Regions from separate parts of the Mus musculus genome. Here region 1 is linked to region 2. A link is a contact called in ENCODE Hi-C or POLR2A ChIA-PET data. All regions are on one chromosome and are shown on one strand. Each heading gives the region's core, a stretch centred on a gene start or an enhancer-like site at or near the end of the contact. The rest is flanking DNA. Distances are from core to core; before and after follow the strand shown. Region 1 holds the start of Camk1g (calcium/calmodulin-dependent protein kinase I gamma). Region 2 holds the start of Utp25 (UTP25 small subunit processome component).

Region 1 (2,779 bases), core at 217-2,716, 240 kb before region 2:
TGTCTGATTGATGATAGGCACTGGGCAAGTCCAGCCCATTGAAGGTGGAGCCACCTCTGGGTTGACAGCCAAGTGGTCCTGGGATGTATAAGAAGGCAAGCTGAGCAAGCCAAGGGGAGCAAGCCAGTAAGCAGCACCCCTCCAGGTCTCACTTCAGCTCCTCTTGAAGTTCTGCCTTTACTTTCCTCAGTGATGGACTGTAATCAGAACTGTGTAATTCAAATAAGCCCTTCCTGTCCCATGATGCTTTTAGTCAAGGTGTCTATCACAGAGACAGGAAGTAGACTAGAACAAGAGACTTCAGAAGGCATAACAAGGAGATGCATACATATTCTATTTGTTGGCATCCATGAGTTTGCCAGAGGCATGCGTAAGAAGTAACAAAAGTGATCACCCCTAGACAGCAAGGCCAGGCTCAAGGGTAGAGGGATAATGCTTTTTAATACAGCTCCTGTCATGGAGCCATGAAAATGCTATTTTTCCAACACTTCGGGGTGACACAAAATAGAAGGCTAACTAGGAAGAACATACGAACGTGTCTAAGGGCTAACAGGATCTGGGGACAGCACAAACAAGAAGAGTTCCTGGGAAGTTGATAGATACTGACCTTCAGGAGGAAAATTCCAGGAGAAAAGTGAGGTTGGAGGTAGCTAGAATATGGCCACATTCAGGTGAGCGTTCCTCATGAAGGTGGTTATGGGAGCGTGGGTGGGCAGCACTGAGAGACTAGAGAAGGAGAAAACAAGATCCAGAAGTCAGAGGCCCGAGGAACCTGAAGAGGGAAAAGAAGACTAGCCAAGGGGCAAGGCAGAGAGATGAAGATGAAGTTCCAGAGGGAACAGGGCATTTCTAGAGGTCTAGTGGTCTCCTGCAGTCTCCCGAGTTATGACTGGGGACAGAATGGGGTTGGGGGCCCAGAGGAGAGGAGAGGAGAGGCATCAGAGATTAGGCTAGAACCTGCCAAACCAGGGGCTTCTCTCCCTCCTCCTTCGGAGACAAAATAATAGGCTCACTGCTCAGCGAGGATGACCACTTCTCAGCAGATACAGATCCGTTCCAGGGCTGGGGGAAGGGGCTTTTAGACCACCTAACCCAGCAACTGCTGTGTAAAGTGGAAACTGAGTCAGGCAGTCCCAGACAGCTTCTCTGCTTTTTTTCTGTTTACACTTCAGGGGGAAATCCACAACTTAATCTCACGTTGTTTTCTGTTATTCACACATCAATGCAGACAACATTTAACACAGCTGTGCCCTCAAACACACAGTGTGTAAACAGCTACTCGGGCATTAAAGGGTTCTTTCTGAGCTTGGCTTTTTTTTTTTTTTTTAATTCCCTAGGAGGGAGGGAGGAAGAGCAGAGCCCAGAAAAGCAAGGAGAGATACAAACCACTCTAGCTACTTTTACTCCCCTTTAAGGCTGCCTGGTTACAGTCCTGGGAAAGAAAACCCCTGTATTCCTCCCCTTTAATTGGGTTTATTGTTAAAGCACTGGGGCAGCTAATCCTCACAGACCTGTAGGAGCAGGCTTGCTGGCCAAGATCACAGACTGGAGCACCTTTCTTGTGAGCCCCTGGGTAAGACAGCCTGTTTCTTCTCTGGTCTCTGGGGAGGTTATCTTGTTGGCACGGAGAGGGAGAGGGTTTGAAGACTCACTTCCTTTCAGCCCCTGTCAGTCTCTCCTGGCTCTTGTAGTCTCAAGGGTAAGTTGTAATGGAAAGAGAAGCTGTATGAGGCCCTAGTAGGTGCTTCCTGGGGGGGATATCTGATCATTCCTCCTGGGCTGGACCAGGAGAACCTTCTGTACTTACGGGCAGAGACAGAAATAGGAGAGCATTGTGCCCAGTGAGCTCGGGTATGGCTGGGGATGGGAGGGGGTAACAGGACCTATAGCTCCTTAGCACCCCTCTTCTAGCTCACCCTTCATTCCTTTACCTCTGGGACCTAACTCGTCTATCAAAGGAGATGGCTTACCCCACCCACACTAGCATCTTTGGTGGGGATGGATAGCTTGTGGATACAAAGGCCATGGTAAATAGCCTGTGGCTGCTCTTTTGGGGGGGCAGATGGCCTCAGGCCTTGCAGCAGGGTCTCGGAGACAGGGTTCAGCTTCCCACCCCAGGTCCAAGGCTGCTGCATAAAGATGCAGGACACAGACATAAGCTAAAGCTTTCAGTCATAGCTGGTCCCTTCACCTTCCCCAGGGGCTCATCTGTTCCTGGAGTCTAAACTTGCCCAGTGTTGCTCTGTGGGGTATTCAGAGTAGGTTCGGATTCACCACCCACGCTAGCCCCTCTCTCCACGTAAGTTTGACGCACAGCTTTAACCCTGAGACTAGAGGAGGTGGTTGCAGGGCCAGCTGCAGTGTGAGCCTGGCCAGCCTCCTGCTCTGGAAACAGAAAATTGATCAAGAGGAAAAATCTCTGAGCTGGGTCAAGAGGGTCAAGCGGGTTCTGTCTCGGTTAAGGAATCTTTCCAGGTCACAGAGCACGGTTGGGCTGGGACCATCATTCCTGTGGACCTGAGCTAAGCCAGTGCCAAGGATGAGAACCAGAGTACAAAGTGCTTAGTAATAGCTGATACTGCCACGCTTTGCAGCTGGCAATGGGCTTTTAATCCATCCAGTGATGTGCTAGATGGTCCCCTGCAACCCATTTAGTATATAGCTCAGAGAAGTAAGGTGACTGATATAGCTATAAAGCCAGCATCCCTTGTGTCCTGGCAGCATTTGAACACCAGTCTTTTCCATGTTGCTGTGATGTGTGTGTGTGTGTGTGTGTGTG
Region 2 (2,700 bases), core at 51-2,550:
GGGGGGTTGTCCCCCACCACCACTGGCTTTCCCACTCCCACCCTAATTATTAGTAGTAGATGACCCTGGAACAGAGGGCGGACAGGTGGACCTGAGTAAACCCCTACTCTTCCACAGAAAGATGTTTCGATGTCTCCAGTTGTGCTTTGAGTCTAAGCTGGAGCTAGTACTTTGTTTACATTGAACCTCGGTTAGTTTTGAAGGGAAGTATGTCTTTGTGTGGTGTCAAACAGCCTCACCTATTGCTGTGTGTCCTTGAAATACAGGCCTCAGCTATTTTTGTTCGTTCCTTTGTTTATTTAGAGAAGTTGGGTCTTGTTTTATTTTCCCTGGGTAACATCAAATTCACAGAGATCTGCCAGCCTCTGCTTCCCAAGAGCTGGGATTTAAGGCGTGTGCCACCATGCCCGGCTCAATTTTATTTTTTAAGTAAAGGTCTCTAACACTTCATTCTCTTGCCTCGGCCTCCCGGGGACTGAGATCACAGGTGTGAGTCACCACTAGTTTATTTGCTGTGTGGGTTTGTTTTGCTCAGTGTTAAAGATCAAACCCCAGGATTTGAAAAGTACCTTGGCTAAGCACCCTACATATGAGCGAGCAACGCCCCTGGCCCGTTTAGGCTATTACTCACACTCAGGCTAATACACATCAACTTTAAATGTACAGTTTCACTCGTTTGGGTGATAACACATACAAGATCCTACTTTATCTTGTGTGTTTCTGCTTTTGTTAAAGAAGCAATGTCAGGAGAGGATCACCTCACATACTCCCAGAGACTAATGAATGATCTTTCTTGCTAAGCATCGGTGTCTGCATCTTTCTCAACAGACTGACTCGCTAGATCCGTCTGGACAGTGTGCCGTTAAGTGGGGTGTGCGGGCACCCTTAAGCGATGGTCCTTATTCTTCTGAGTAGCATTCAACCATTTCTGCTAGCATACATTGACATATCAAAGCGAACCACGCGGTTGTGGATTTCGCTTAGTGCTTGAAAACCAGTGCAAGGTCCTGGGTTCAGTTCTTAGCTCCTGGGAGAGGGACAAAGGACCACCAACCTCGTCCTCCTCAATTTTGGAGAAAAAAAAAAAAAAAAAAAAGGTAAAAGATAAGCACAAAGCAAGCCACTCCATCCCGGAAAGACAGCCAGTCCCTGCAGCCCTAGGAGCTGGTGTTCCGATCACGCATGCGTAGACACGCCTATGTGCTAGAGGCGCTCCGGCAGGGGGCAGTATAGCGACCAGAGGGTGTAACGCCTGTCGTACTCTCTGGGCGTAAAGCAGCTTTGCTTTACGGCTCCCGCCTCCGCCGTAAAGCCAGCGTGCCCACGTGCGACAGCGACAACTTGCCACTGGGAACCTTGTGTTTTGTTTGTTTGTTTGTGGCGAGCTTGACGTTTCCGCTATGGGCAAACGCCGGAACCGGGGCCGCAGCCAGATGCTCAGCACCATGACCAAGAAGCAGAAGAAGCACCTCCGCGACTTCGGCGAGGAGCACCCCTTCTACGACAGGTCGGGGTGCGCGGGCCGCCGGGAGGGCTGGTTCCGGCCGAGTTGAGCCGGGTCCGGTCGGTGCAGGACGGGAACCCCGCTGCGGAGGTGCGCTCTGCACCGGGACCTGCTGAGACCGCGGGCCGTGCTGCCTGTCATCCGAGCACGCGCGGGCTCAGGCGCGAAATCGCAGCTTAGCCCAGCCAGGGCCGCGTAAGGGTCTCCAAAAACAGGACGGGAGGTCGGGAGATAAAGTTGGCCCTGAGAGGTGAACCCCGGTGTGCCGTTAAAAGCCAGTTTCTGACTTATCCTTTCTTAAGAGATGTCATTGAGCTCTCTTGTCTGTTACCCTTTTGTCTGCTGATCATCTCTGCCCTTGTGCATGCAGAATTTCATTTTTTACACTGACTGGATATTATCCTGTATTGGACATTTTTTTTTTTTTTGGTATTCATTTAAAGCAGAATCATTATGCCTTTTCGTGATTGTTACGAACTAGCAGCTAAAGTTTAATGTTATCTATTTCTATTTTAGGGTTTCCAAGAAGGAAGCCAAGCCGCAGATTTGTCAGCTGGTAATGCTTTTTTTCTTTATAGTAGTTGGAATTGGGTTGTTACCTTTAAGATTGGGTGTAAACGTAAAGTTTGGTTTGCATCCCCGTGTTTCTCTGTTTTGGGTGTGAGCTGTGATTTTAGTAATGCTACCCAATTGGTTGTAAGTGATGGAGACAGCTGTAGAAATTACCATGTGATGAGAGAGGCTATGGTTGGAAACTACCCCATGACACTGTCTTAAGTTCTGTGGAAGGGGTTCATCAGAGTGCTGGCTCCTTGTGCATGAAAGGCTTCACACAGTATAAAATGGACAAGGGGCCCGGAGACTCAGACAGTGACACTTGCTTGTAATTCTCCTCTTACATCATGCAACATGAAACCTGATGTCTGAGATGTAAGTTAAAACTCATAACCTGAAATTTTGTTTGAAAAGTCAGTTTTCTTTCCACGTGCAGCTGATGTCAATTAGAACCATAGCTTGGTTAACTGTTTTATTTAAGTTTCATGCCCGGCTTGGTTCAAGAGATGAGACTGTAATATTTGCTGAAAAGCTCATAGGGATTTTTGTTTTGTCTGTGAGTTAATGTATATTCATTATACAAAGTAGCGGGTTTCCTAAGGACTTTTCCAGTCAAAATTATCTGATCGTATTCATTTCCT

Evidence for each region. Hi-C counts contacts between places; a loop is a spot of excess contacts on that map. ChIA-PET counts read pairs that join two places held with the same protein, here RNA polymerase II (POLR2A).
Region 1: a map of v-Abl transformed pro-B cells shows a loop between it and region 2 (2.8-fold over the local background). The contact joins the promoter of Camk1g here to the promoter of Utp25 in region 2. A Hi-C loop is called at or near these places in 1 of 37 maps with a recorded cell type or tissue (v-Abl transformed pro-B cells). POLR2A ChIA-PET finds 5 or more read pairs at or near these places in 1 of 5 experiments (embryonic stem cell).

What each region holds. Positions count from the first base shown.
Region 1 is chr1:193,368,969-193,371,747 of GRCm38, reverse strand. It overlaps Camk1g (calcium/calmodulin-dependent protein kinase I gamma), which reads left to right and starts at 1,466. Exons shown (of 13, transcript NM_144817.2): 1 at 1,466-1,573.
Region 2 is chr1:193,128,851-193,131,550 of GRCm38, reverse strand. Utp25 (UTP25 small subunit processome component) reads left to right here and starts at 1,300. Exons shown (of 12, transcript NM_145415.2): 1 at 1,300-1,507; 2 at 2,021-2,060. The coding sequence starts at 1,401.